2 separate regions of the Mus musculus genome follow, and region 1 is linked to region 2. The links are chromatin loops, found by intact Hi-C in ENCODE. Cell type or tissue: left cerebral cortex. All regions are shown on one strand. Links, peaks and the distances in the headings refer to the core of each region. The heading gives the core; the rest is flanking DNA.

Evidence for each region. Peaks named below come from ENCODE experiments on the same cell type or tissue, not always from the same donor. Only the 100,000 strongest peaks of a DNase experiment are listed, where the experiment ranks them.
Region 1: it touches region 2 in a loop (3-fold over the local background); 6 of 42 quality-filtered maps call a loop at or near these places.

The regions. Positions count from the first base shown.
Region 1 is chr7:19,461,961-19,477,511 of GRCm38, forward strand. Exoc3l2 (exocyst complex component 3-like 2) reads left to right here and starts at 1,327. Exons shown (of 12, transcript NM_001370800.1): 1 at 1,327-1,393; 2 at 7,508-8,044; 3 at 11,968-12,562. The coding sequence starts at 7,525. In left cerebral cortex, for the core only: a CTCF peak has its summit at 6,790 (motif pointing right); a DNase peak (open chromatin) is centred at 10,664.
Region 2 is chr7:19,548,989-19,564,539 of GRCm38, forward strand. Ppp1r37 (protein phosphatase 1, regulatory subunit 37) reads right to left here and starts at 13,410. Exons shown (of 13, transcript NM_199149.3): 1 at 12,823-13,410. The coding sequence starts at 13,042. In left cerebral cortex, for the core only: a CTCF peak has its summit at 10,174; DNase peaks (open chromatin) are centred at 9,695, 12,037, 12,769, 12,926 and 3 more places; H3K4me3 peaks cover 4,457 bases; H3K27ac peaks cover 5,554 bases.

The sequences.
Region 1 (15,551 bases), core at 3,382-11,381, 91 kb before region 2:
TGGGGGGACACTGCTGTAGCCCATGAGTTCGCTTCAAGGAGACCGAGATGTTCTGGAATCGGATGTTAGCACTTTCTGCTGCAACCCTGGGAGTGCATAAAGATCCATTAAACCGAAAGGCATAAAAGTATGAATGTGAAGCTGGAGAACGGAACTGAGCAGTGGTTAGGAGCACTGGCTGCTTCTGCAGTGGACCAGGGTTCAATTCTCAGCAACCACGGGGCAGTGGACAACCACCCAACTCCAGTTCCAGGGGATCTGTCTCCTTCTAGTGGGCTTGGGCACTGCATGCACGCAATACTTGTAGTCACTCACAAACATAAATAAATAAATAATACACTTAAAAAAAAGTCAGATCTGCTGCACCTTCATTGGAGTGGGCGGGTTGGGGAATCTGTAAAGGATTGACTGGGAAGTAGTATCATGGCAGAGCACATGACCATCGTGCACAGGGCCCTGAGTTCAATTCCCCGGCACCCCCAACACATACATGCAAAGAAGAGTCAGGCAAGGTGGCCTAAGCCTTCAATCCCAGCACTTGGGAGGCAGGATCTTTGTGAGTTCTAGGCCAGCCTGGGCTACATAATGAGGCCCCGTCTCAAAAGGAGAAAAAAGGAGAGCATGCACGTGCAGTTGAGTCTATCATCTGATGGAAGGTGCTCTGTGGTTATGATACAATACAGCTAGGTCCCTGGGAGACTGGCCCACAGTGGGGGACAGAGGCAGAGGAGTGATAGAATCTTGCTATGAGTCACTGGCTGTTCTGGAATTCATTCTGTAGACCAGGCTGGCCTCAGAGATGCCACCTACCTCAGCTTCCCCAGTGCTGGGATTAAAGGCATGAGCCACCACCGCCCCACTGGCCGAGAGCTACATTTTAAAAGCCATGACAGGGCTACCCCACTGGGTCCTCAATCCAGCCTCTGGGACCAGTGGAGTTTCCTTTGAATCCTGTCCCCCAGCAGAGGATACAAGAGGAACACATGCTCCCTTGAGACCCTATCCACACCTCCATTACTCCAGAGCTCAGCTGTGGGCCCCTGTCCAGCTCAGGGTGTCTCCCCTGGGCACACAGGATGATGTTGTTACCTTGGGAGGCGTGAAAAGCAGGCAGGAGGGCGGGCGGATTCCGGCAAAGCTGGGAGGGGGGGTAAGGGCGGGGAGAGGGGTCTGTGGCCCTTGTCACAGCAGGGCCCAACCACAGCCTGGCCTAGAAGGGCAGACAGATAATGGGGCCTTCCAGCCCCTGGCCCCAGAGAGGGAGGGGCTTCCTGACAGGAAATTGTCCTCCTCCAACCCCCCCCCCCCTAGATCCAAGCTCTCAGCAGTCCTGGCCCAAGTAGTCTGGGGACTGGACAGCAAGAGGGGACAGAAGGACAGGCACAGACAGAAGGTGAGTGTCGGGGTGAAGAAAGCATGCCCCCAACTTCTTCCAAAGATGGGACACCTCATCAGAACCCAGAACTCTGGAGGCAGGAGGGCTGGGTGAGCAGATGCAGGCTGAAGGCTGGGTTTGGTGAGTGCTGCGGTGAAGCGGCGGCGGCAGGGACTGGGGCTCTGGGATCCAGAGAGGTAGGAAGGACTTGTAGAGATGGGGTCCACTCCTGGCTGAGGGAGATGGGGATGTTAGGTCTAATGCACTCTGACACTCTGACACTGGATGGGGACACCCCCGTGGGGTGGGCAGCCAGTGCCTGGCTGCCTCCAGTGAGGAGGGTTGCAGCTACCAGAAAGCCACACACACACACACACACACACACACACACACACACACACACACACACACACAGGCTCCTCACACCTGCAGGGCCAGCACTAAGGAGCGGAGGCTGAGGCAGGAGGCTGGCCGGTTTGAACAAGCTTGGATTAGGGATTGAGACTCTGTCTCCATTAATTAATTAATTAACTAATTAATTAATTAATTAAATAGAAAGGAAGGGCTATCAAGATGGCTCAGCAGGTAGATGCTTGCTGCCCTGAAGAGCTGGATCCAGTCACTGTGACCCACAAGGCAGAGAGGACCGACGATTGCAAGTTCACATCTGAACCCCACATACCGACCATGGCTTGTGTGCCCACATACAAAATTAATTAATTAATTAAAATAAAGAGAGAGAGAGAGAGTGATCAAGAGAGGCTAGGATAGGATATGAAGGCTGCCCCGGCTGGTGATGCTGATGTCAGAGTCAGGCTCAAGGATGTGTAACCTAAAAGGATCAGTTTTCGAACATGGACCTTAGGACTTTTTTTTTTTTTAATAATTTTTCAGCTAGGCAGTGGTGGTGCACACTTTAATCCCAGCTCTCAAGAGGCAGAGGTGAGTGGATCTGTGAGTTCAGGGCTAGCCTGGTCTACAGAGTGAGTTCCAGAACACTGAAGGTTACAAGAGAAACTCTGTCTAGAAAAACTAAGAAAACAAAATTCCCACAGAGTCTCACGTTGCTCAGTCTGGTGTCAAATTTCTATATACCCAAAGACTATACTGACGCTCTGGTCCTGCCCTCCCTCTCCCCAGTGTGTGGATTGCAGCCCTGCATGGCTGCTGGGGTGGGAAGCCAGGGTTTCTTGCAAGCCAGACAAGTACTCTACCAACTGAGCCTCGTCCCCTGCCTTGGCTTTTGATGTTTTGATCTCACGTGACTCAGGTTGACCTCCGGAGTTGCCAGGATTAAAGGCATAATCTTCGCATTTAGAGATTGTCTGTATACGGGGTCTCACTTGAAACCTGGGCCTCAAAAATCTCAAAAGCATGTGGTCCTCCGGCCCCAGCCTCCGGGGACTGGGATTACAGGAGGCTGCGCCACCACACCCGGCTCCATGCTGGGGGCTTGGGGGTGTCAGGAATTCTGAGGAGGAGGGTTTGGGGAAAGGCTGGCAGCGAGGAAGAGGAGGAGGGGCCTGGAGAGGGAAACGCTGGTGGCCTAGACATCCTGCAGAAGCGGGAGGCTGGGGGCTTGCTCTAGGCTCGGAAGTGAGTCAGGGGCCTGGGCACCGGGAGGCAGTGGAGGGCGTTGGAGAGGGCAGGATGTCGGAGCCAGGTTGCAGAGGGAGGTGTCGGAGCCAGGAAAGGGAAGGGGGGGGAGGTTTGGGGTAAATGCTGCTGCCAGTTTGGGAGTATGCTGGGAATATGTTGGGAACAGTTTGATGGGTACCAGAGCCAGCTCTGGGAGTGGGGATTAGACCGGTTGAGTGAGTGGCAGATAAAGCCTGGGCAGGACTAGATTCAGTTGGATCCAGCAGTTTCGGGGATGGAAGTAGTTTGTGGGGATATTAGAGCAGTTACTGGGAGGGAGGATGGGAGAGAGGGAAGAAGGGAGGGAGCGACCCAATTTCATTACTGTTTGTTTGTGTGCAGCATGGCCTCACATGGCCACATTGCGCAGGTAGAGGTCAGAAAAGCTTCTGTAGTTCATTCAGACCTTCTACTTTACGGGTCCTAGAGATGAATCTCAGGTTGTCAGACTTGGTGGCAGTGCCTCTATCCACTGAGCCATCCGCTGTCCTCTCTCCCCCAGCTTCCCCTCCCTTCCCAGCCATTTTTAGGTGAGGCATGCGAAGTCATCCAGAAAAGGGAAAACTAATAAATCGGTGTGTGTGCGCGCGTGCGCGCATGGGGGGGGGTGTCGGTGCACATTGATTTTACACCACCATGGGGGCTCCAAGCAAAGCATCACTATGGCGACTGCCTCATTGGGGGTAGGGGACCGAGGAGACTGGAGGGAGGTTGACAACAGTATGTCTTAGAAACAGAAAGACTAAGAAGCTGTAGTGGAGCTCAAGAGCCTGGAAGCTGGAAGATGCCCCTCCCGCAGCCAGCCCACGGGTCCGTCCCTTGTCCCTCGTCCCTCACCAGTCTCCCCTTCACACACTTGCTCAGCTCAAAACCACTTATGGGTCTATTCCATGGGGGAGAAAAAGTGGACAGCTAATGGTTTGTTTACCCACTTTTGTCTGGAATACTACGCAGCCCTTAAACCAAGCGAACCAGAGCCGGTGCTGCTACGCATCCATAAAGATCACAAGTTCGTGACCTAAGCGAAGGAAAAGGGAAGCGCCCAAGTGGCAAAATACAGCCGCTGAAAGCCACTCCCTCTTCTCCATTTTAATTTTATCTTATGTGTGCTCATGTCCTGCCTGAACGTATGTCTGTACACCACTTGCATGCCTGGTGCTCAAACAGACCAGAATAGGGCCGTTGGGTCCCCTAGCGCTGGAGTTTCAGATGGTTGTGAGCTGCTGTGTGGGTGGTGGGACTCGAACCCAGGACCTCAGCTAGTGCTCCTGACCACTGTACTGCCTCTGCAGCCTCCAGCTTTGTTGTTTTGTGAGACAAAGTCTCACTCTGAATCCCAGGTTGTCCTGGTCGCCCTGGCTGGCTTCCACCTCAGGGTGACACTCTCTCCTCTTGGCCTCCTAATCTCTGAGGTCACATATATGAGCTGTTGCACTGAACATGAATTTTGTTTTTAATGCTTTTCTAAACATTTGGTGGGGAAAGGTACTTACTTGCTGCTAAGCTTGACGGCCTGAGTTAGACCCACATTAGACCACAGTTGTCATTTGACCTCTACATGAGCGCTGTGGCACTCTGGTGACTGAACTCTCTCTCTCTCGCTCTCTCTCTCTCACACACACACACACACACACACACACACACATGCATACACACACACACACACACACACACACACACACACAACTGATAAAATGATGACACAAGACTGAGCTATACCTTGGAGCTGGAATACGGGTCCAGCATTCTCCCTGAGTCCTATACACAATACGGTAAATAAGGTATCAGAAGTGCCTTTATGGCTCACCAATGCCCTTGGGAAACAATCCAAGTCCCTTGTCACAGAGTTCAGGTCCTGTGTGGCCTGCTCCTCATGACCTGCTCCCCCCCCCCCCCAAGGAATGGACTGTCTGCCTCCTTCCTTCCTTTGTTTCCTGTTAGCACCCATTCCAGAGTGCCTGAGCTATGCTCTGAGCCAGAGACACAGGCGTGAATGACACAGGCCCAGCCCTGCCCTTGCCAGGCTCTCAGGTCCGGATGCAGACCTGTCCCCAGACAGGGACAGTCACAGAGAGAATTCAGGGAGTCTGAGGGTTATAAGAGACCCATAAGAGTTAGGGGGACTTCCTGGAGGAGGCAGCTTTGGCACCGAGAGATCCAAAGTGTGCAGTGCTGGCTCCCTGTGGGGAGACAGGCAGACATGAGACCCAGAGAAAAGGAACCAAAAGAGTTATTTGTTCCAGTGAGGTGTATAGCTGGCAGACCCCTGGCTATGATGGGGGGCAGGGGTAGCCTGAACCAAGGGCTGTGGGGACCTGTAGAAAGTTAGGGAGACCGAGGATCAAGTTGATGCTATGTGAAGTTTTCAAAGCTGAGCTACAAGATCCAAGAAGCTGAAAGGGCATGGTGGTGCACTGCTGTAATCCAGGAAGTTGAGGCAGGAGAATCGGGAGTTGGAGGCTAGCCTCTGCTAAATGAATTCTGCCTCAGAAATTAAAAGAACCTTACAGCTGTAGTCACACCTCGGAGACTGAGGTCATCCTAAACTACATGAGGAGTTTTGCAGCCTGTACTGCAGTCTGAAAAACACCTGAGAGTTTGGGGCAGAGAAACAGTCATGGGTTCCAACTGTGAGGTAGAGGTAAGGAGGGATAAAGGACCGGAGAGGGAGACTTAGAGATGGACAGTGAACCCTGTGAGGTCAGAGCCTGCTATAACTTAGTCACAGCTGTCCCACTGCCTGCAGAGTGGATCTGGAGACCTAGTAAGTTCCTTGCTTTTGACAGTATTGAGTATCATCACACTCAGAGCTATGACCACGCTGGGCAGGTGCTTGACCACTGAGCCACGCCTCCAGCCACTGAGCCACGCCCCAGCCACTGAGCCACGCCCCAGCCACTCCCTGGGGAAATTCTAGGCAGCCAGTGGCTCTTCTACTGAGCCAAACGCCATTATATTTTTTGTTTCGCTCATAATTGTTGTTTGTTTGTTTGTTTGTTTGTTTTGAGACTGGGTTTCATCTGGTCTTGCTGGCCTGTGTGTAGACCATGGTAGAACAGGTGTCATTTCTCCTGTTCTGTCTCCTGAGTGCTGGGATTTAGGGATGAGAGAGAGAGAGAGAGAGAGAGAGAGAGAGAGAGAGAGAGAGATTATGTGTGTGAGAGAAAGAAAGGCATATAGTTTAGTTCAAGCTGGCTTTTAAAAACTAACAGTGGCTCTCCCGGGGACAGTGCTTAGAGGCACGCAGGGTGGTCCAGCGTTTGACATACTGTCTTTAGGCTTTCCTACAACACAGCGTCTAACAAAACTAGGCTGCCTCGAACCCCTGGCAACAGGATTGTTTACCTTTACACAAAGAAGGTTGGGGAAGCACCTAAGTTGCATGCGGAGTGTGTCCAGGCACACTGCGAGGGGAGCGGTTCGCGCTGTGAGACCCAAATCCTTATGAGATTGTTTAAGACAGAGCAGCACGTCAGCAGAGCCTGTGGCGGTTCCATGTGCGCCAAGTGTGTCCGCGACAAGATCAAGCGGGCTTTCCTTACTGAGGAACAGGAAGTTGTTATGAAAGTGTTGAAGGGGGCTGGATAGACAGCTCAGTGGTTAAGAGCACTGACTGCTCTTCCAGAGGTCCTGAGTTCAATTCCCAGCAACCACATAGTGGTTCACAGCCATCTGTAATGGGATCTGATGCCCTCTTCTGGAGTGTCTGAAGACAGCTACAGTGTACTCATATTAAATAAATAAATAAATCTATAGCACAGAATTCTTTTTTTAATGCATGAGTCCACCACCATTGCTCTCTTCAGTCACACCAGAAGAGGGCACCAGATCCCATTACAAATGGTTATGAACCACCATGTGGTTGCTGGGAATTGAACTCAGGACCTCTGGAAGAGCAGTCAGTGCTCTTAACCACTGAGCCTGAGCCGTCTATCCAGCCCAAATAAATAAATCAGAAGAAGAAGAAGAAGAAGAAGAAGAAGAAGAAGAAGAAGAAGAAGAAGAAGAAGAAGAAGAAGAAGAAGAAGAAGAAGAAGAAGAAGAAGAAGAAGAAAGTCTTCCATTTTAGAAAAAAAGAAAAAGAACGTGCTGGAGGCACAAGCACAGAGTCCGAAAACAAAATAAATATGCAATTTCTTAAGTAATAAAAAATCAAGTCTTGGTCAAAAACAAAAACAAAAACTAACAGTGTAGCCAAGGCTGGGTGATCCTTCTGCCTCCAGCTCCCCAGTGCTGGGACTGCAGAGAGTTATTGCCACACCCAGCTTTGTTTTCATTGTTTTGAGATTCAATGCCATCCCTGGTTTACCTGGAGTGAGCTCTCAATTCCCCTGCCTCAGCTCCATATGCTGGAATTTAGGATGTACCAGGATGCCTGACTTGAAGCCTCTAATGTTTCTAAGAGTGGGACCTGTGCCTGGCATCTTCTATTCCGAGTCCTCAGCACACAGGGACAATGTCACTAACACCACCTCGGTCATAATTTTTCTGCAGGTGCCAGCCTGTCAAAAATGCCAATCCTGAAGAGCCTGGGGGTGGGAGACCCTAAGGTGCCACGAGCAGGGACTCTGCCCCTGCGATCCTCTCGCAACCCCTTTGAAGACACTCCAACGCTGGAAGAAGAGGACGCGGAGCTGGGGACACTGCCCAATGGGACATCGTGCCGCCGGCGGGCCACGCTGGAGAAGCTAGCTGGTCTGGCCCCCTTCCGGCTGGGCTGGACCTCAGGCAGGCGGGCAGGCAGCCCCGGAGACGGGCAAGTGCGCTCTTTCTTGGGCCGTGTGCTGGCACCGGGCATACGGAGGAGCTCCGCAGATTTCGGCCTCCTAAACCGGCTTCAGGGGTTCCGAACCCATGGCGATGAGGAGCCAGCTGGAGAAGCCGCTCGAAGACTGGCTTTCCTGAGACTCGGGCGTGGGCCCAAGCCCCGGCGGGCATCCCTGGCGGAGAGACTGGTACCTGCAGGAGAGGCAGCCCCTGAGCCCCCACCCAAAGTCCCGGAGCCCCCCAAAATAAAGGAACCACTGTCAGGTGAGTGGAGACCCCTGATGCAGATTCGGGGACTATCTATCAACCCTGCGTGGGGCGGGGGTGTCGGTACGTCTCGTGCACGCGCACGAACACAGGGAGAGATAGCGTACATTCCCCAACACACATACAACAGTAATAAGTAAACATTTTATTAAGAAATCACATAAGCAAAGAAAGAAAGAGAGAGAAAGGAAAAGAAAGAAAAGGGGCCAGGGAGATGGCTCAGCTGATGGAGGTACTTACTACCTGCCTAGTCTGATGACCTGAGTTTGATCTAGTGGTGGAAGGAGAGAATTGACTCTTGACTTCTGACCCCCACATGTGCGCGCGCGCGCGCGCGCACACACACACACACACAGTAAATAAGTGTTAACAGCAACTATAAAGGCCATTGTCACCCTGTCATGTCTTATACACAATGAGACTGCAAGCTAGCATGTACCCCGTGTTCCTGAACTCAGTGCAGGCCGGGTTCGTCCCCACCCCAGACTCAAACAGCCTGGCCCTGAGCTGAGCTCGGCCCCACCCCCACTCCAGTCCGAGCTCAGGCTGCACAGCCTCATCCCCGCCCCTTTTCTGAACCTCATGTCCATCTTCCACCTTCAACATCATGTCCAGGCTTGCTTTTCTTTTTTCTTTTCTTTTCTTTTCTTTTCTTTTCTTTTCTTTTCTTTTTTCTTTTCTTTTCTTTTTTTTTTTTCCTTTTTCAAGACAGGGTTTCTCTGTGTAGTCCTGGCTGTCCTGGAACTCACTCTGTAGACCAGGCTGGCCTCGAACGCAGAAATCCACCTGCCTCTGCCTCCTGAGTACTGGGATTAAAGGTGTGCCACCACACCCAGCCAGGCTTGCTTTTCAAAAAACACCCACCTCATCCACTCAGGCAACCTGCAGGGACCCTTCCCAGCTGTGGTGGGCTGTTGGGCATCTGGGCACCTTGAAATTTTAGAATCATCCTTTGGATCTTCCATCCTTGAATGGGATTGTCCCTGTGATTCCTCTCATTCCCCTCTCTGTCTGTGTCTGTCTGTCTGTCTGTCTGTCTGTCTCTGGAGGAGGGGCAGTCAGACAGCTTGTAAGAGTCAACTCTCTCTTTCCACTGTGTAAATCCAGGGGGTTGGTGGCAAGTGCTTTTATATGTTGAGCTGTCTCCCAGACCCTCAATTTAGAGAACATGAGTTTTGGGTTAGGACCTATGCCCTTGACTTCTAAAACAAGTGTATTTCCAACTGAGGTCACATTTGGAATATTGGAACACTGAAAGCCGTGACTTTGCTAAAGGGGACACAGCCAACCTATAATCCCACCCCCCTCCATCCTCAACCCCACTCCCATGTCATACCCCAATGCTCCTTTAGCATCTCTCTCTTCCTGACCTGTCATCACCACGTTGTTCTTAGTCCTGTGACCTGCGAGACCACTTAGCTGAGAAAGCCAGGAAACCCGAATTCCATCTCCAGAATCCAGGGGAAAATAGAAGGCTTGGAGAGATGGCTCAACCATTAAAGGATAGATAGGCTTGCAACCAAAAATATAAAGATACGGATTCAATTTTCTTTCTTTCTTTCTTTCTTTCTTTCTTTCTTTCTTTCTTTCTTTCTTTCTTTCTTTTTTGGTTTTTCGAGACAGGGTTTCTCTGTGTAGCCCTGGCTGTCTTGGAACTCACTTTGTAGACCAGGCTATTCTCAAACTCCACCTACCTCTACCTCCTGAGTGCTTCGGTTAAAAGCGTGCACCACCACTGCCCCGCCCTTTCTGTCTGCAGTACAGGAGAGTGAATCTATGGTTTTCTACCCTTTTGTGTTGGGGATGTTTGTTGTTATATGAGCTTGCCTGCATGTATGTCTGTGCCCCATGTGTATACAGTGCTCTTGGAGGCCAAAAGAGGACATTGGCTCCCCTGGAACTAAAGTTTCAGGCAGTTGTGAGGACCATGTATGTGCTGGGAACTGAACCTGAGTTTTCTGCAAGAGCAGCCAGTGCCTTTAGCTCCAACAGTCTCTCCGGCCCCTGTTTGTTTTTTTTGAGAAGGTCTCACTGTGTAGCTCTGGCTGGCCTGGAACTCACACTGTGAATGAGGCTAACTTTCAGCTTAGGGGCAATCCTCCTGCCTCTGCCTCCTGAGTCCTGGGATTACTGGTGTGCACCACCACACTTGGCTCTTTTTTTTGTATTGTTTTCACAATTTGAGACAGAGTCTCACTAAGTAGCCCAGGATGGCCTTGAATTTAGGTTTCTTCCTGCCTCTGCCTTCCCAGTAGACAGGATGAAGCATCTGCTCCCATGGGACCTGGCTTTCTTGTTCAGTCTGCAAATCCCAATGGCCAGCTCACTCCATAGCTAAAATGTCCCCTGTCGCTTTGCCTTCTCCCCAGCCTCCCCCAAACTCCGTCCTACTCCCCAGCCCTGTGCCAACACCCCCTTCATTTCAGCCCCACCCCCACTTCATGCATCAGAGTCAGGGGACCTTCCTGGAGCCTCTTCTGTCCTCTGATGCCCTCCACATCCTGGACAGAGGCTATTTCAGCTCCGTCTCCCTGGGGACTGGGAGGGCACTGCAGAGAGGTGAGGAGGGGGTGACTGGAGCCCCCGCCTTCTGGAAACGGATGGGCAGAAATAGCCCAGCTCAGGAAATAGCTTCTCTGCCAGGGAGGAAGTGAAGGGGGGGGAGGTGTTGAGGGTAACTCTTGGCCAACGGGAGCCTCCTTCCCCTTAGCCTCTACCTAAGTCCTCTCAAACCTATGCCTCCCCTTTCTACAGTGAGTCTCATCTTTGTAGAGTGTGACCTTGCCCTCACAGCCATCTTACCCTAAAGACCCCATTTCCGCTCAGTATAGGTTATTCCCTGCCCAGCCTGTCCCTTGCCCCCTCTCCTATGGCTCTCGATTCTTAATTTTCTCTCACTCCCCTCCCCCACAAGCTACACCTGAGACCCTTCCCTGTGTCCCAGCCCCTTCCTCCACCCGGATATGTTTTCCCTTCTTGTGGCCGAATGCTCCTCCATCCTGGGCCACTTCTGTCACTGTTCCCTTCTTCTTCACCCCGTTCCCCTAACTCCCTCACCTCCTGCTTCCTGCCTGGGCAGCTCAGCCTAGCCTGGCGCTCAGGACACACACAGCCCAGGGTAGCCTGGAACTCAAGGCAATCCTCCTGCCTCTGCCTCCCAAGTGCTAGGATGACACAAGACCACTCCAGCTTTGCCCGGTGCCTCTTCTCTTCTCGATCTGTGTCACCTGCTGTTCTTGTGGTCTCTGCCCCCCAGACAGATTCATCTCCAAAGCCCCTGGCCTCAGTCCTTCATCTTCTCCCTTCCAACTTCGACTTTCCTCATCTTATTCTCTTCTGGGGACGCCCAGTCTTTGTTGTTGTTAATTTATTTTGAGACAGAGACTTGTATTTCCTAGAACAGCCTCGAACTTGCTAGGTAGCCAAGATAGACCTTGGCTTTTTCATCTTCCTGTATCCACCTTCCCAGAGCTGGGATTGTAGGCAGCCCTCTTCCTCCCTTTCTCTCTCTCCCCTCTAGGCGCACACCCGCGTGTGTATATATATGTACGTATGTGCCACAGTGCACGTATATGTGGAGGCCAGAGGAAACCTTGCCCGAATCAGTTCTACCATGTGGGCCCTGGGAATGGGGAAGAAACTCGTTAAACTTGGATGGTCGTTAAACTTGACAGCATGCACGTTTGTCCACTCCATCTCATTTGCCTGTTTGTTTGTTGTGACTTGTCCTCAACTCTGTAGCCCACTCTCATGAGTGCAATTGCTGAGGTCAAAGGCAAGCGTCACCCTCACTCTCATGTTGGGGGGAACTCATTTTGGGTGGCAAGCCCTGACTCTCTCCTCATCCCCCGCTTCTCACTTTGCGGGTACTGGGTATGTGCCCCGCTTCCTGACACCTTTTCTCTCCCCACCCTGCACAGTGCTGGAGATCCTGGGCCTGATCCAGAGGCGCGAGCTGGCGCGAGCGGACGAGCACATCCTGGAGCTGGAGGCGGAGGCGCCGACGGCGGAGGCCGAGGCGGGCGCGGGGCGGCGCGCGCGGGACGTGGCGCTGCTGTACGAGGCGCTGCAGCGCGAGCTCTGGGCGCTGGTGCGCGAGTCGCTGGCTTCCCCGGGACCCGGCACCGGCGCGGTGTCGCAGCTGGGCCTCGTGCTGCTGCAGGAGGAGGCGGCGGACGCGCGCCGCGGCCCCGGGGCGGCCCGCAAGCTGCGCACGCACTGGGCCGAGGCGGTGGCGCGCGCAGCGCGCGAACGTCTGGAGGAGGCGGCGGCGCCGGGCGCGCGCGGGGCGCTGGCTGGGCAGCTGGAGGCGCTGCGCGCGCGCCTGTTGGAGGACGTGGCCGCTGTGCGCGGACGCCTGGCGCCCGCCTACCCTGCGGGGCTGCGCGCCGGCGCCGTCTACCTGCGTGGCTACCACGAGGCACTGGCCGAGTGGCTCGGGGCGGCCGCGCGCCGCAGGCTCCCGCTGGCGGATCGTTATGCGCTGTTGCACTGGCACAATCATGTGTACCCCAGGTGAGCCCGGGTCGCCCCGGGACGCGCTCACCTTAACCCCAGGCACCTTGTTCAAGATACTGGATTTAGGGATTGGGTTTCATGTAGCCCAGGTTGACTTGAGGTTTTCTGAGACAGGGTCTTGCTCTGTAGACTAGGCTTGCCCTAAACTCAGAGATCCGCTCGCTTTTACCTCTTGAGAGCTCCTATAAAAGCGAGCACCGCTGCACCCAGCCTTTTTTCTTTTCTTTTCTTTTCTTTTCTTTTCTTTTCTTTCCTTTTTCTTTAAAAAAAAAAAAAATGTTTGTTTCTATGCATGTGTATCTGGGCCAAGAGACCAGAAGGCACTGTGTTCATCTAGAGCTGAAGTTATACAGCCCAGTGTATGCTGCCCAATATGGGTTCTGGGAACCTCTGCCAAAAAAAAAAAACAAACAAACAAACAACAACAACAAAAACCAAAAAACCACAAGTGCTTTTAACCACTAACCCATCGCCCCAGCTCCTCCTTCTCCTCTCCCCCCTCCCCGCCCCCAACTAACAACTATCATTGGCTGCGGTGCTGACACCTCAGAAACTCACCTTGAAAAGATCCTCCGCTACTTCCCCTATTCTTTCATTCCTTTTGTCGTAACAAGTTGACCAGAAGCAACTTAAGGGAAGAAAGGGTATATTTCAGCTCACAGGTCACACTGTCCCTCAAAGAAGGACACGAGGGTAGAAACTCAAGCAGGAACTTAAGGCAGACTGGCTAACTGTTCCTTTCACACAGCATGACCTCTGACCAAGGAATTCACAGCCAAGAAAGTGGAGCAGAAACCATAGAGAAATGCTGCTTGCAGCCTGACAGTCTGCGTCTTGGCTAATTATCTAACTCAGGACCAGCTGCCTAGGGAATAGGGCCACCCACAGTGGACCGGGCCCTCCTATGTCATTTAACAATCAGGACATTCCCTCAGAGACTTATCTAAAAGTTCCTTAGGAGAGGACTCTCCTCTCTGGGTTTAGGTTTTGTTGAGTTGGCAGTTAAAGCTAACTAGGACATCCCTAATGCTGGGATTACAGGTCTAACACTCTAATGCTTGACTTATTAGACCCTAGCAAGTGTGGGACCATCTATATGACGTTGACCCTCATTGACCTTACCCTACTCATGTCCACCCCTACACCAGTCTCAGAACCTCGGTAGATTGTGCCGATGGCCTTGGGGTTCCCATCCTGGCTGGCTCTTCTTTATTCCCTGCATCCGAGCACTCATCCCCCCAAAGCCTGGGACATTAGCACTGTCTGTACACAGTGGCATTCTGCATCTCAGAGCTTTGCCTCTTGGGGACCTCAAATCTTAACGCCGTGGTCCTTCCAGACCCAGACCTAGAGCACCTGGTATGTTCTCATTCTGAGTTCTCAGCGCCATTGTCCACAGCCCTCCTAGTAACTCAGTGCTGCGGATCCATCTGGTCCCTGATGAACTACTCAGGACATGAATGGGACCAGCTGTCCACCATAACAGTCCCAAGATTTTGGCATTGTAAATCTCTGTCCCATCGGCCCTCAGTACTACTGAGTCTTAGAGTTCTATAATCCAGCAGGGTGTGATGGCCCATGCCTGTATTCCAGGCACTGGGGAGGTAGAGGCAGAGGGGCCACAGGACATCCAAGACTATAGGAAAGATCCTGTTTCAAATAAAATAGAATTGTAAGGACAAGCGAGGCACCTCAGGGGTGAAGATACTTATTACACAAGCCTGAGTAGGGACCCTGGGACCCGTGGAAGGGTGGAAGGAGAGAGCAAATGTCACAGAGGTGGCTAGTGACCTCCACATGCACGTGGCATGCCTGTCCCCCTTAACCATGAGTACATGCAATAGGTTTTAAGATAAGGAGATCTCATGAAGCTACAAGGTGGCTCTCACCTTAATCTCAACACTCAGGAGGCAGAGGCAGGCAGTCTCTGAGTTCGAGGCCAGCCTCCTCTACAGATTAGTTCTAGGACAGCCAGGACTATACAGAGAAACCCTGTCTTAAAAAACAAAACAAAACAAACAAACATAGTCTCTCTCTCTCTCTCTCTCTCTCTCTCTCTCTCTCCTGGGAATTAAATTCCAGCCTTTCATGTTCTCACATACTAAAGCAGTCTGCACTAAGCTACAACCTCAGCCTTTTTAAAATTAATTATTTATTTATAATGTAAGACAGAACTTTAGTCTGTAGCCCAGGTTGGATTTGAACTCACTCTGTATTTCAGGCAAGCCTTGAACTTCCAATTTTCCCTTTTCAGCCTTCTAAGTATCTAGAGAAACAAACCTGTTAGGTAGATTTTTGCTTTGTTCTGTTTTGTTTTTCGAGACAGGGTTTCTCTGTGTAGCCCTGGCTGTCCTGGAACTCAGTCTGTAGACCAGACAGGTTTCAAACTCCCAGAGATCCACCTGCCTCTGCCTCCGGAGTGCTAGAATCAAAGATATGCGCCACCACACTTGGCTAGGCAGATTTAAAAAAAAAAGATTTATTTTCTCTTTAGTTTTCTCTCTCTCTCTCTCTCTCTCTCTCTCTCTCTCTCTCTCTCTCTGTGTGTGTGTGTGTGTGTGTGCATGTGTACATCTGTGGCAGCCAGAAGTGGGGGTTGGACCCCATGAAACTGGCCTGGCAGGCAATTGTGAGCTGCCCAGTGTGGGTGCTGGGAACTGCAATGGCAGTAAGCAGCAGATTTACAGCTCCTTCAGCCAAGCATGGTAGTGCTGGGGTGCCTGGAACTACTGCACTCCCTTTGTATCACTGGGCTTCATCAGTGTTGATTGACTGCCCCACACTGTTGAGTTCTGTTACAGCACCATGGGCCCTTGCTCCCAGTTCTAGAGTTTTGTATCTATCTATTAAGCCTCTGACTCTTCGCTTGGACTATCCTTGTGTGTGTGTGGAGGGGGTGTGGGGATTGGAGAGTATGATACAGAGATAACCCCACCGGGCTTTGCTTTATACCCTCCCTGGGAAGAAAGAAGTTAGCCACGTCCAA
Region 2 (15,551 bases), core at 7,017-15,016:
ACCATGACCTGTTTCCCCACATCATACACAGACACAAAGTGTACCAGTAACACTTTAAACATCAGAAAGAAAACAATTCACACCTGCCTGTGCAGAGCTGACATTTCTTTACCTAGTGGTATTTGAAATATGAATGTTAAAGCAGCAATGAACTGAGGCCTTGTGTATGACCCATGGATGACCTTACTCCTTCCCAGCTAAAACCTGCATTTCAGAACTACCTTTACAGTGGCAACAGGCCTTACTCCACTGTACAGCTTTCATGATCCTGGGTTGCCTTGGCAGCCCCTGAGCCTACCCAATGCGCCTCAGGAGCAATGCATTACCTCATCATCAAAAAGGAAGGAAAAATGGAGGGCCCTTTAGACATCTTTTCTCTGTATAGCCCTGGCTGACCTGGAACTCACTTTGTAGACCAGGCTGGCCTCGAACTGAGAAATCCGCCTGCCTCTGCTTCCCGAGTGCTGGTATTAAAGGCGTGAGCCACCACACCTGGCTTTAAAGACTTCTGTTTAAGAATCTTGTGTCCCTGTGTTTGTTTAGTACGTGGGTCCCACGTGACTCCAGGTGCCTTAAGAGAGCAGAAGCTTCAGACTTCAGCCCTCACGGGGCATTTAAACCACTTCAAAGCTAAAGTAGTCTGACGTGTTGCTGGGAACTGCACGCAGGACCTCTGGAAGAGCAGTGCCCTTAACCATTGAGTCACCTCTTCAGTTCGTGCTGAAACTCTTAAACAAAATTTTGCTGTGTGGTGGTGGCACATGCCATAATCCCAGCAACTAGGAGGCAGCCTGATCTACAGGGAAAGTTCCAAGATAGCCAGGGCTATACAGAAAAACTGTCACAAAAACAAACAAAATAAAAACAGCAAAACCAACAACGAAAAAAAATAACAACAACAAAAAATAAAATATAGAGTTATGAGTTTCTATGTCTCACATCTGTGCAGAAGGTCAGAAGAATGTGCCAGATCTCCATGGAACTGCAGTTATAGGCAGTTGTAAGCTGAATGATATGGGAGCTAAAATCAAACCCAGATCCCATGGGAAAGCAGCCAGTTGCCTCAACTGCTCGGCCATCTCTCTGGTCCCTAAATATTCCTCTTTTTAAGGGATCTTCAGTGACTACTCGCTCAACTCTACATCTGTGCCATCCGTTTTCTGTCACTTTCTTAAAGCAGCTGGGACTGAGCCTGAGGCCGTCTATGTGCCAGGCAAGCACTCATCACTAAGCTAGAAACCCAGTCCATTTGTTTGTTAGTTTTTTGAGAATGAATGGCTATCTGTGTCCTTTGGTTCTTAAACTTCACAAGGGATGCTGGTGTCAACTGGTCAAGAGGCTGAGGCAGAAGGACTAGAGAATTCAAGGCCAGCAGGACTACAGAGTGAGACTCTACTCCAAAAAACAAAACAAATCAAAACCACACACATACCCAGAAGACATCCAAATATAAGCAGCAGCATAAACACAGCACTACTTTACTGCTTTGGTGAACATCATGGAGTCTTGTCCCTCATGGTCTCTGTCCAGAAACACAAACTGAACCTGATGTTTCAAATGTTCCCAACCTATGACCTGGTAAAGTCATCTATGAACTTGCTCAAAAGCTACTCAGGGGCAAGAGGAAGATTTAAGGATTGGTTATTTCAGCGCTGGTCATCTCTGTGGTTGAAAACTGAAAGAAACCAGCTTAGCAGAGAGGACTGGCAAGTCAGAAACAGCAGGGGCAGCAGGGCAAGGCGGGCGGCAGTCCCCACAGTCCATGATGCATTTCATTCATTCATTCATTTATTTATTTATTTCCCTGAGGCAGGGTTTCTCTGTGTAGCCCTGGCTGTCCTGGAACTCAGAAATCCGCCTGCCTCTGTGCCCCCCCCCCCCCCCGAGTGCTGAGTGCTGGGATTACAGGCTTGTGCCACCACTGCCCGGCCCAAGATGCATTTTAAAGTGTACTTTTTTTTTGTTCTATTTTTTGAAGGGTTCAAGATCTGTAAACCAGGCTGTTCTTAAATGGTGGCAATCCTCATGAGTGCGGGGATGACAGGCATGAGCCATCATACCTGGTTGAGTCCTGAGTTTTGAGTCATCTCTCATATAACCAGGCTACCCTTGATCCTTGTCTCTCCTCCCAAATGCTGGCATTACAGGCATAAGCTATCATGCTTGGCCCTTTGGCCATACTTTTTAAAAAAATGGAAAGACAAGGCTGGCCTAGTGGCACATGCTTTTAATTCCAGCACACCTAAGAAAGAGGCATGCAGATCTCTCTGACTTTGAGGCCAATCTAATCTACAGTCTAGGCTGCATAGTGAGACCCTGTCTCAAGAGAGGAAAAATTAAAAATAAAAATGGGAAGATGACATGAAAAGGTGCAGTTCTGAACTTTCCTGTCATAGCCTAGCAGTTTCATCTGCCTCTCTCTGTGCCTGGGTACCACCCAGAGACCCTGGGAAGAAATAACAACCACCTACAAGAGCCCGGCACCCTGAATATTCTATTGCTGGTGCTTGTGCTAGTGTGAGGGAGGGAGTCGGGGGAGAGGGAGAGAACTCAGACAACTTAGCAAGACAACAACACAATTTATAAACAGTCAAAGATGTGAAAGGCCATTTCTCTAAGATGATGATCAAGTGTCTAAAAACAGCACATAAAGGCCATGTGCCATTAGAAAACACAAATCAAAACCACAGTAAGTCCAGGAGCCACAGCATATACTTGTAATCGCAGCACTCTAGAGGCACAGGCAGGAAGAGCCATTTAGTGAAGCCAACCTTGTCTACCAGAGACTCTTAATAAGTAAACATGACGTAACACAGTGAGATTCTATTTCATGCTCCAGGGCAGAGCACAATGAGGACAGAGAGCAACAAGTGTTGCTGTCTTTCATAGGTGTCGGTACCGGGAAGCTGGGTGGCTGTTCCTCATAAGTTTTATGGCTGCCTGATTGCTCGCAAGTCCACTCCTGGGGAGCTGAAAACTCAAGTCCCTGGTGGAGGAGCAGTCTCTGACCTCAGCTCTGGCCCCATTTAGGCAGGGGAGTCAGCATATGGAGCCTCATAGGTGGATGGTCAGGTCCAGGAGGAATGAGACTGAGAAAGGGGTTACAGGACAGTTGGGGGTGAGGCGGCTGGAGTTCTGCCCTGTTGAGTATTGCTGGGGGGCTGGGGGAAGGGGAGGTTGTACCTCTGTCCTACAGGTAGGATGACAGTTCAGTTTCCAGAAACCTCCCTGCAGGGGAAGAACTGGGAACCACACACACTGGCAAAGGACCTTGAATACTACCTTGCTGCAGTGGACCAGAACCCTGGCCTCTGACAAAGGGCAAATTAAGAGCAAATGTCCTGTGTCCTGGCACTTCAGTTCTGAATTGCATTTTTTAGCAGCGTGGTGGGATATCATAGGAAGGTGGGGCATCCATCTACAAGCTTTTTTTGAGCCATCCTGCTGTTCCTGGGGCCACTGACACCAACACCATCCACCACTTCCTTCCCCTGCCACCCTATCAAGTTCTGGTGAAGCCATGGACAGTGCCACATGGCATGGACTTTGAAGAAACAGTAGTGCCAGAGAAAATGCCCTCTGGCCTCTGACACAGTCTCAAACAGGAGGGAGCACCAGCAGATCTACAGAGTCCCACAGGAGCCCTGGAGACTGAGAGAGAACATTTGTTGGTTAGAGCCAGCTGTGTCCACAGGGCTATCAATCTAGACAGATGACACGTGAGGCCCTCCTGCATTACAAGGAAGCTGGTGCTACAGGGCCAGACAAGTTGAGTGGCAGCTAGGAAGGCAGGCAGAGATGGGTCATAGTAGAGCTCTGGGCTTTGGTGGCAGGTGGAAGACTGACGCTGTGAAGCAAAGGGAGGCCACAGGCTGCTTTTCAAGACCTTCAAGACTGCTGTGATAAAGACAGGAAGCAGTCGGCTCTTATGCTACTCTCAGGATGGCAGGGTCCAAAAGACTGAGGGGACAAAGACGTGAACAAATCCCAGCTCCAGATCTACACGTTGAATCCCAGAACTCAGGAGGCTAAAGCTCTTGAGTCTCCGGCCAGCTTGGGCTAGATAGAGTGTCTCAAAAATAATACAAGGACCAAGTATGATGGTAAAGGCCTGTAATCCATCACTCGAGGGTAGAGACAAGAGGGTTGGGAGTTCAGGATCATCCTCAAGTTACTTAAAAGTTTGAGGCCACCCAGGACCGCATGAGACTTTACCTTAACAAACAAACATATATATATATACATGGAAGGGCCAAGAGTGGTCATACACCTACAATCCCAGCGCAGATGAAGCAGGCCTGGGGTTCAGTGATACCCAGTCTGAAAAACACATACATAAATGGGAGAGGGGAAGAAAGAGAGAGACAAGGAGGGAGGGACGGAGGGAAGGCTAATCATCTCACCCCCAACACTGTTCTGATCTTAAGTGCCCCAAGGTCCCCACTGACACACTCTGTCACAAGCCCTTCAGTTTTCCCAAGGGCTGAAGCCTGTGCCTCCTCCCAGAAGCCAAATGAACAGGACGGTGTGCCCCTGCAGCTTCAGGTCTAGTGGGGAGATGGCCGCATAACCATGTGAGGAGGGACTATGGCAGCTAGGGAGGAGGGCAGCATTCTGTTTGGGGATTCAGGGGAGGTGGAGTCCTCTGAACCAAATGGAAGAATGGTCAGGACCAAGACGGCAGGGATCAGCAGGAGCACCTCAGTCTGAGTGCGTGGGGCAGGCAGCGGGGCACCGGTGTGGGCTTCGTCCTGAAGACACCCCAGGCGAGGGCAAAGGGGAAAATCCTCCTGGACAGCCAGTGCAAGCTCTGAGACCTGGGTGGCTCTGGCACCCCAGTTGGGTCCACACCCTGCTTCCTGCTACTGCGAAGATGACTGAAGTCAATAACACAGTCAAGACCTAGTAAAGATTAAGTACAAGAGAACTCTGAGTGTCTTCCTTGCTCCCCAGTCAATACCACCATCACTACTACCTTCTCTACCATCACCATGCTTCCACGGAGAAGCCAGAAAAGCCAACCTCTGCTGTGGAGGCTTGCCTTCAACTTCTGGCAGCACCTCCTTCCCGAGCTCCTCTCTTCTGCTCTCTGGGGAATCAGTCCCAGTGGCACTCTGCACAGACAGGGTTCTGTAACTACAAGGCTACAAAGGCAGCCCCTGAGACTGAAAGGAAGGGAGGGGTGTGTGAGAGATGGCCATAAGTGTGAACCTTGTGTCTCAAGCTGCAGCTTGCAAGTGGGGCTACCCATCCAAACCAAGGGAAGCAATCCCCGCTGGAATCACCAGCCTGCAGGCTCCTGCTGGGAAGGGAGAGGGTGCTGGGCCAGTCACATGAGCACAGAGAGCAGTGGCAGCAGACACTTCCCAAATGCCACCCCCAAGCTTTCAGGCAGCTTATTCTTGCAGCTGCCTGGATGGAAAGGAAGGAGAAGGGAGGGGAAGGGAGTGGAGGCAAGATGTGAGGCTGACTGTGCACCATCATCACTGTCCAGCCCTGCCAAAGATGGAGGCTGGGTACTATGAAGGGCTATCATCTCCAAGGAACCTGGCCTTCAAGGAGCTTTCCCAGCACAGGGACACTGCTGAGCCCTGTGCATCTAAGGACTCTGGCACCCAGCCTTGGAGCTCCTTCCTAGAACTGGGGGCTCTCCACCAACCAGAGACACCAGCTGCCTATGCAGATGCAGCCCTCAGAGGGGACAGGCCTGGACCTAGAGTGGCATCCTAAGGCACCATGGGCCACAGAAGGGCTCCCAACAGCACTGGTAGGCTGTGCCTTGCTGCATGCTTCTCTTTACCAGATTCCTGCTTTTCCCCTCCACAAATCAAAACAATCTGACTAAAAACTCCAAGGCATTCTGCCAACAAGGGGAGCAGAGGCACAGGAGTACCTATCCAAGGTCGCACATCCCAAGTGGAGGTACTGATGTCACCCTCAGGAAAACTGCTCCTGGCCACAAGTCATCTGCTTTCTTCACAGCAAGAGGAGGGAAGCAGGAGGCCACATCACTCTGAGAATCAGCCCACAAATAAACTGCCTAGTGAGGCAAAGAAGCTAACAAGCCACACAACCTCAGTGCAGAGTGATGATCACTGGGTCCCATGCTACCTCAAGTGCAACTGATATTTCCCAGATGCAGAAGGAAGACCACCTCAACCTCTACATTTTCCTACCAGGGACCCTTTAACCAGAACTGTTCTAGAATAAGAAACTTTCTGGATTTAACAAGTGACAAGATATCAATGTTGCACAGGATTCTAAGAGACTTGAATGGACTGTGGAGTTACAAGAGGTCACATGGAGCCGGGCGTGGTGGCGCACACCTTTAATTCCAGCACTCGGGAGGCAGAGGCAGATTTCTGAGTTCGAGACCAGCCTGGTCTACAGAGTGCGTTCCAGGACAGCCAGGGCTACACAGAGAAACCCTGTCTTGAAAGAAAAAAAAAAAAAAAGAGGTCACATGGTAGTCTCCAAAAGTTAAAAAAAAAAAAAGGCCCTCACAGGAGGCTTGGGTGGGCTACACTGGAGATCAAGAGTGAGCTAACAGAGCCGGGCGTGGTGGCGCACGCCTTTAATCCCAGCACTGGGGAGGCAGAGGCAGGCGGATTTCTCAGTTCGAGACCAGCCTGGTCTACAAAGTGAGTTCCAGGACAGCCAGAGCTACACAGAGAAACCCTGCCTCGAAAAACCAAAACCAAAAAAAAAAAAAAAGAGTGAGCTAACAGAAGAGGTGGGAAGGCCTCTGAGAGCCTGGGGTGGGGTGGAGTGAGTGGGCACCAGGCATCTCACAGGTATAACAATAACTAGCAATGGCTCAGATCAAAGGCAATGACGGCTGACTTGAGGAGGCAGCTTGTAAAAGAAGCACTACCATAGCATGCAGGAGACCTGGGTTCAATAAAAACTACAAACTACCAGGCATGGTGGCCTCTACACACAGCCCTGGAGGATGAAGCAGAACTATCACAGTACTGCACGCCTTTAGTCTCAGCACTAAACAGAGAGAAGCAGAAGGGATCTCCAACTTTGAGGCCTGTCTTTTCTATATAGGATTGCTAGGCAAAGCTACAGCAAAATCTCTTCGCTGGGCGGTGGTGATGCATGCCTGTAATTCCAGCACTCAAGACGCAGACGCAGACGCAGACGCAGACGCAGGTAGGTGGATCTTTGAGTTCGAGGCCATCCTGATCTACACAATGAGTTCCAAGACCGCCAGGGCTACACAGAGAAACTCTGTCTCCAAAAACAAAAACCAAACAAACAAAAATCCAAAATTGTCTAGCTACATATACATCAAACACACACACACACACACACACACACACACACACCTCCCCAGCCCCCAGCTCCATTTTCTCCAGTGTTTCTGCAGTCTTGCTCAGCCTTACCTGTGGCCTCCCTGGCCTTTTAATTCTGTTCTGTACACTACATTCTAGCTGATTCTGGCACTAGTCTCCACATACCTGAAGCTGAGCCACACCAGGCTAGCTCCTAGGACTTACCAGACCCCGTGCCTACCCTCAACTTCTCACCATAGACCTCAGCACTGAGCCTAGGTGCTTACTGGTCACTCTGGGATCTCCTGCCATCTTCTCTCTCTTCAACTAGCATTTAAATGCCACTGAGTTACCTGTTCAGCAAGACTACACAGCTGCACTACAAAAGTGTGTCCTAAGGACAGAGGGTGCGGAGAAGCAGCTAGCAAAAGGTAGAAGGGTAGCCCAGCCCTCTTGGGACTTTGAAGCCACCTAGGAGTTAGTTTCCTTGTGAGTGTCCAAGGCCAAGGCCTTTACTGTTTCTTATTCCTGTTACTGCCCTGCAAGACTACACATGCTACCTAGAGTGACACAGCTTGCCTTTCGTCCTGCAGACAGTACCAGGACTACAAGTATAGGCTCTAGGAGCAGGCCACCTGGTTCTCAGTCCCAGCCCACTCCTCCCTGGCAGTGTGACAAAGGCAGGGGAGTCACTTCACTTCTACCCTTAGTCCTCACAGCCGGAGTGATGACTGTCCAGAGGGGTGGCCATGGGACTCAGGTAAGGTTAGCCCCTACGGGTACGTGGTCATAGAGAGCAGGGACATGTGAGCACTAAGGTCAGCAGCCCGGCCCTATGCTCTACTGCAGAAGTTAGCTGCCATCACCTGAGTTCTTGGGGTCACCTGTATCAGCATGTCAGCATTCCCCTCACTGAGCACATGGAGGCCAGCCAAGGTCACCCTGTAGCCTGCAGTCTGCTCAGAAGGGCCTGAGCACAGGAGAGACAGCCAGGAAGGGCTGTGCAAAACCAAGCCCCTGAGGCCTGCAGTTGGTCCAGTCCAGGCCTATGGCTCCCAGATCTTAATCCTTTTGGAGCAATGCCCTAGAGGCACTATCAGCTCAGGGACTGTGCCCAGAGCCAGCTCTGAGTGCCTTTGGGTATTGCCAACACCTGCCAGGCACCTTGGAGGAAGCGCCCTGTCCTGGCACAAACTGGATCAACTGCCCCAGAACTTCCTCCAAATGCCACCACAGGGTATCAGACCTAAAACAACCTCATCCCTTCCCACATTTGTACTCAGAACCAGACTGGAGTCAGAGCAGTGACTGTTTCCCCTCTCAAGTGGGGCTAGCACAGAAACACACATCAAGAACTAAAGGTTAAAGAGACTAGGCACCACCCAGGTCCATGGGCCAGAGAGCGGCAAGCATAAAGTGTGGGATGGAAGCAGCAACTGGCCCAAAGTCTTCAGTGCACTGTGGACAGGACAGCAATGTCCCCAGTCTGAAGCCTGGCACCTTGCAAACCTGTCATGTTGGTGCCCCTCACATCTTCAGCTCAATGTACTCAGAGAGGCTGGGCAATTTGCCCTCAGGCAAGGCTGGGCCTGGAGGTTTAGACCTGTGCCCAAAGTAAGGCACTCACTCATCTTGAGGAGCAAGCCTGAGGGAAAGGGGGGGGGGTGTCGATGGCAAGTGCTGGGGGAAGTGTACAAGGGGACACGCTGCACGCAGATGCGGGATGAAGGGGCAGCAGCAGATGCACTGTGGCTCCTGTGCTGCACTCCACACTGCACCCCACCATCCCACAGCTGCACTGCCCAGACAGAGGCCATGCCCCGTCTACTGCCCAGCTCTTGTCACAGCCCTCCTAGACCCAAGAGATGTGCTTTTACCTGTCAAACCAGTTCCCAGAGTACAGAGCAGAGCTAGGGAGAACAAACAGTATGAAACAGTATGGCTGTCCCCCTCATGGCCACTGCCCTCATCACCTCTTCCCTGACTCCAGGTGGCTAGGAATGGTCACATGTTGGAACTTCACAAGAAATCTCCTGGTGGGCAGCCCAGGACTCTGAGTGAGAACTGGCCACATGCCACTGGCAGGCTGCAGGGTGGGGAACAGCAGGGAGGGCAGGCAGGATCATTGGTGTCATGTGCTTAGATCACAAGTCTCTCTCACAAGCCTGCCTTGCAAAGCCCAGAATCCAGCAGTGCCTGGAGAGGCTAGCTGAGCATGTTCTTGAGGTCTGGTCTAAAAAGGTTCCTGCTTCCTGGAAAGAACTAGGGTCCAAGGGCTGCCTCTATCAGGGGAGCACTGGCCAGCTCCCTCTCCCAGTACCCACATGCCCAATGTGCCTCTTCCACTCACGACTTCCACCACCGCCCTATTCCCCAATCTCACTTTCCGCCCGCACAGCTGCCTCCAGCTCCCCAGATATGGCATCCTAGCCTCTCTGGCCCTGCTTTATAGACACACAGCCAGGACACCTCCCCCCCAACTTCCATCTCAGGCTGGTCACACTGCTACAAAACTCCAGGTGGGGCTGAGTAAGTCAGCTCCCATTCCTGCTGAGGGCACCAAAGAGGAAATAGAAAACAGAACACCAATGGCCCTGGTTTTACAAGGAAATGGATGGATCCTTAGATCAGCTCACTTCAAGGGGCCTCCAACACCAGGCTCCTGCAAGGCCTGAGGGGGCTCTGGCCCTCAAATAGGCACCTAAAACACCAAATACCCCAGCCAGCACTGCTACCCTGAGTGAGGCTGAGTGGGAGCCAGTACTGGTAGACCCAGTCCTTCAGAGCTGCTCCCCTACCCCAGGTTTCCTTTACTTCCCAACACCTGCAGGCCCAGTCAGCCTTCCATCAGTCTCCCTGAGAAGAATGGATCTCAAACAATTCAGACCCTCCAAAGACTGCCACTAGGGGCACTGTTTGGGGTCGCTGCTCTTCCACAGGACCATGGCTTAAATTATATACCCCTATGCTATAGAGGGTCCACAGACCAACTGTGACACACCACCTGCCACCCCTGATTCAAGCTGAACCATCCTCAGAGACCCATCTCTCAACTGGGCTCTCGACAATCTTCTGGGCCCATCTAGCTTCCCATCCCCAACAGCTCCCAGGCCACTGACAACCCTGCTGTCCTCCTGGGCACCTACCCCTAGATGCTGATGGTTTTGCAAATCTCTCTGTCCACGCTGGCCACCTTCACAGTCCCTTCCCTAAGCTCATTCCCAGCAAGAAGTCATGGCTGGCTCTCTACTCCCTCCACCAAAAGGTGAACAGCAAGTAGTCTCGGCTGTCACTCTGGAAGGCTAGAAGAATGACCGTCTCCCTGGCCTAGGAGTCACCATTAACTCTACCTGTCACCCTTAACAGCAGCAATCCAATTAGCTGCTTTCCAGGACAGGAATTTACAAGAGCCTCTTGTTTAAAGCTTACAACTCAGAAATTAGCACCTCCATTTGCAGACAGAGAAACCGGAGGCATGAGGGGAGAAACCAGCTTTCTCAACAGCAAACCTTGCAGGTATGGGGGGTCATGTGTGTCATCCTAGAACTTTGATGCAGGAGGACTGTCAAGCATCAGAAGACAGCTGAGACTACACAAGTGTGGCACCATGGTAGAGTGTTTGCCTAGCAGTAAGGGAGCCCTGGACTCTATCCCCCACCCTGCATAAAATGAGTGTTAGGACATACCTATAACCCTATCATTCAGGAAAGGAAAGCAGGAAGGTCAGAAGTTCAAAGTCACCCTTAACTATACACAATCTGTGCTACATAAGACAATCGTGTTAAAAGAACAAAAACAAAAAACAAAACACCTTAAACTTAATTCAAAAATTAATAAAAGGCTCTGCCTTTTCAGAAAAACTGTGGGCCAGAAACTGTGACCAACTCTCCAGGTGCCCTGACCTCCAGGCCTCACCATCTGACCCTCACCCTGGAAGGTTCTGACTTTGGCCCCATCGAAAAAGCAAGCTCTTTCCAGGCTTCAATGCTGCCTTCATAATCATCATGGGTTTAGGAGCGCTCACTCTCACCAGGCACAGTTCATGTGTGATGTCACTCAGTCTCTGGCAGACCCTGGACCACTGCTCCTGTCAGTCACTCTGGGGGAGGGTGGCTCTGAGGCTCAGGGGAGCCAGGCAAATTCTCAGTGGTTGCAAAAGACAGCAAGTGGGAAAGTCAGAATTTGACCCAGCTAGCCTTTCTTTTCCCTCTTTTCTTTCTTTCTATAGTGAAACAGGGCTTCCCCATGCAGTTCAAGCCCCCCCTAGAATGTCTACTCTATGATCCAGCCTTAGCCTCTAAGCGCTGGGCTCACAGCTGCAGACAGCCACACCAGGTTTCTTAACCACTTCTGAATGGCCGCTCTGCTCCCCCCACCCCTTCCTGCTGCGATCTTGCCACAGTGGACAACAGGCTGCCGCCAGGGCCCAGTGGACTCTTCCTGTCCTCAGCACCAGTTCCAAGAAGTTCAGAACCCAAAACAAACCACCCAGCCCTGGCAGGCTCCCCAAGCCAAGTCTAAATTAACCTCGGTCTCTTTGATAATTACTAGTCAAACTGGCATTTATGGCGGGCTCCCAGTGTATCATTTCCTGCAACCAAGTCCCCCCCACCACACCCCCACCCGTGCCCACATACATCAAAGCTACCAGCTGCCCACTCTGCTGCCCACAGCCTGGCAGTCGTGTCTGTCTGTTCCTGGACAAGCAGGTTAGCTTCCATAGAACACGGCCAGTGGGTGACCTCACTTCACAGGCTCCACCCAAGCAAAACACAATTCAGCTCAGAAATGGGATTAGCCTGTGTCCATCTCCCCAGCAACCTTTTCCCTTTCAAAGCCATCAAAGCCAATGCACTCCTCCAAGTGCCCGTCCAGTTCCACCTCCCCACCAACAGGCCTAGATCTTAGATCTTCCCATCTCCCAACATGTAAGTCACCTTCTGTTGAGTAGGGAATACTGCCGAGTCCTTCCCCAGGTAAACCCTGGTAAAAGCGGGCTCCGCGTTCTGCTGCCGAACCTTACTGCGGAATTCCTCGCACACAGGCAAACTGGCCACCTCGTCCTCTGCTTTACTACCTGCTGCCTCTGACCCTCCTTTCCCAGTCGGAGGGTTTACAAACTTCTGTACAGTCTGGGTTTATTTCCGTCCTCGTTTCAGCCAAAAGAGCAATGGCCATAGCCGGCTACGCTTTGCCTCCTGGTTTACAGACCAGCTGCTTCGCTCTCACCATCCCGTGGACTCAGGCACTTACCTTTCCCCCAATACTATAACCAGGCTCTCTTCATCTATCCCTGAGTGTACCATGAACTCAAAGGCTGGCTGCCAGCCTCCCAAACTCCCAAACAAGGTTAGGCTTTGAAAACCCAGTCCTGTGGACCTTTCCAGCTCTCCCGCCAACCCCTCTCTGCCTCCAGCTCTAACCTAGGCACCGTTGAAATCACCAATAAGTACCATTTGCCGCGGGCCACCTCCGTGGGGGTCGGCCCTATGGCGGTCCCACCCGCCTCTAGGCTCTCCCCCGCAACCCTCGCCAAAGCTACCGTGTCTCCAGGGGTCTTTGGGCTCCACCGCTCCAGACACGATGTCCTCGTCAGATGGGAACGTGACACGCTTGGCAGCAGCCTTAAGGCGGCCATCGGCCGGGGGCGAGGTCCCGGTAGGAGACTCAGCTTCGGCGGAGGCCTCCTCGGTCTCGGCCTCCGCGTCCGCGTCGGCGTCCGCGCCCGGCCCGGGCGGAGCCTCCTGCGGCGGGATCTCCATCGCCGCCGCCTCCTCCTCCTCACGGGGGCCCCGGGGACATGCCCCGGGCCCCGGACTCGTCTCTCCGGGTCCTCCCGCCGTTCCGGGGCATGGGCTTCGCCGCTGCCTCAAGCGCCGCCTCCGTCCGCTCCGTTCGTCGTCGTCGTCGTCGTCGTCGTCGCAGTCGCCGGGAGCCCCAACGCGCCTCCGCCGAGCTCCGCGAGTACCTGCTCTTCCGCAGCCACACTTTCGCTACAAGCCGAAGGGCCCGCTGCGTACCGAGAAAAGCATAGCACCGACTCAAGCTTTTGCTCTGAAAAAAAACCGTGTCGAGGACGACAGGAAGACCGGAACAAAGAACAGTAAGCTCCGCGGAAAAAAGAAACGTGACCGGCGAATCTGCAGAGCCAAACTGCAGAACACAGAGGCGGGGCCTATGAACGCTGTCTCCCGGAGCGCCGCGCATGCGCGAGTTCTAGCCGCCCCCTCCCGCCCCCCACAAGCCAAGCTGTCAACAGTCAGGCTCCCGCACATTCGTCACAAGCCCAAGTAATTCGGGAAAGGATTCAATACAAATCCTATAACCGCGGCCTGCGAGAGGGCTGTCAGCGGCTAAAGCCGTCTGAGTTCGTAAAAATAGAAGAATCGCCTCCACAAAATTGTCCTCTGATTTCTACGCGTCTACAAGAAATGAGTAACTTAAAATATAAAATACGGATCAGATATTAATTAAAAAACCACTTGCTGGACATGGTAGTGACTCGCCTTGTGAACCGAGCCTTGGAGAGGCTGAAGGAGGAGGTTGCGAATTCGAGGCTAGGCTGGATTACAAAGGGAGCCTCAGACAAGCAGGTGCTACAGCAGGAGACCCTGGTGGGGCTAAGCCAAGTACTGGGAGCAGGATAAAGTGATGGAGGTGCTGAGAGCTGAGAGCCAAGCTGAATATCGGATGAGTACGTACAAGTGACAGAAGCGACAGAAGAGCACACTTTAGCACAATTTTCGTCAAAATTGTATCAAATGTAAATTACAATATTAGACGAGTCTGCTAGGTATTCATGAACCTGCTATAAAAACAAAACAAAACAAAAACTGGGAGCAGGAATTCCAAAGGCTCGGGATGAACCAGCTGACCAAACCTGAGCGAGCCTAAGCCACACCTCCAAGGGGTCGATTCCAAAGCTCAGGATTCATCTGGGCACTTTCGCTTTTCCTTCTCAGCTCATTAAAGCCCACTGGCACAGGGACTGAAACCACAGAACGGGATTTGAGGAGGGTCGAGCACAGCATTGCCAAGTAGAGAGCTAGGCTGGAACTGGAGGGAGGCTCCAGTGTGAACTGATAACTGAGACCACTGCTAAGGGTAGCTGCTTTCCTCTTCACAGTTGGGGGTTAGCACACTTTGGAGACTGAGAAGTACCAAAAGCCCCTATAATTAATGCAAACCTTCAGTTACATTCTGAACTCCAAAAGGCATTAAGTGGGCTTTGTTTGGGGGGGGAGGGTTGGGTTTTGTTTGGTTTTACTGGTTCTCATGTAATCCAGGCTGCCCGCTGACTTGCCATGTAGGAAAGACAGGCTTTATCTCTGGCTCCTCCTGCCTCTACACCCCCTTCCCCACACCAAATGCTGGGATTACAGACTTGGGTCACTGTGCTTAGCTAGGAACTGCTTCCAGATATCATGTACTGAAAGATTTCTAGTGACAAGGGGCTGAAACAGGGGACACAGACTCCCTCACTAGACGGCTAGAGCAAACTGAGGAAGGGTAAAACTTCAACGCTAACCACCAACCTGCAGCATTTGCTCCCGGGCACTGGCACGGCACTGGCACACAAGTGTGACCACCACCACCACTCCCAGTCCCCTCCGTGGGAAGACAAACCTGCAGGTGACTGCAGTGGACCACATCACCAAGAGGGAACCTTGAAACCTAGTGTAAGCCAAGGCCCTGTCTAGGCCTTTTCTAGTAAAAAGCCATCCTTGCCCACCTCGGGTCAATTTCTTATGCAGAGATGAATGTCAGCCATTTGGGGAGGATGCCAGGAGCAGTGCAAGCCCTATACTTTTATCTGGACGCCTCAGCTTCATTGCTTAGATAAGCCCCACAAGTTTTAGCCTGAGATAGCTACACTACTAACTTTTAAAGACTACAGCAGAGGGTGGGAAGACAGCTCAGCAACTCCGTTCCAGAGGGCCTGAATTCTGCTCTCAGCACCCATAGTTCACAAGCACCTGTAACCCTAGCTTTGCTGACTGCCTATCTTTTTCTGGTCTCCGTGTGCACCCACACTCCCATGGCACACAGACATAAACACCTCCATTTAAAAATTTTAAAACAAAGAAATGTTAAGCATGGCACCACTCTCCATGGGATACAACTAAAGAGAGAAGCAGAAAAGCTGAGTATGGTGGCCTGACCTGTAAGTAATCCAGCACTCGGGTGGCTGAGGCAGGAGGATTGTGAATTCCAAGCCTGCCTGGGCTACACAGCCGGATCCTGTCTTTTAAAAAAGGTTGGGGTGTGGTG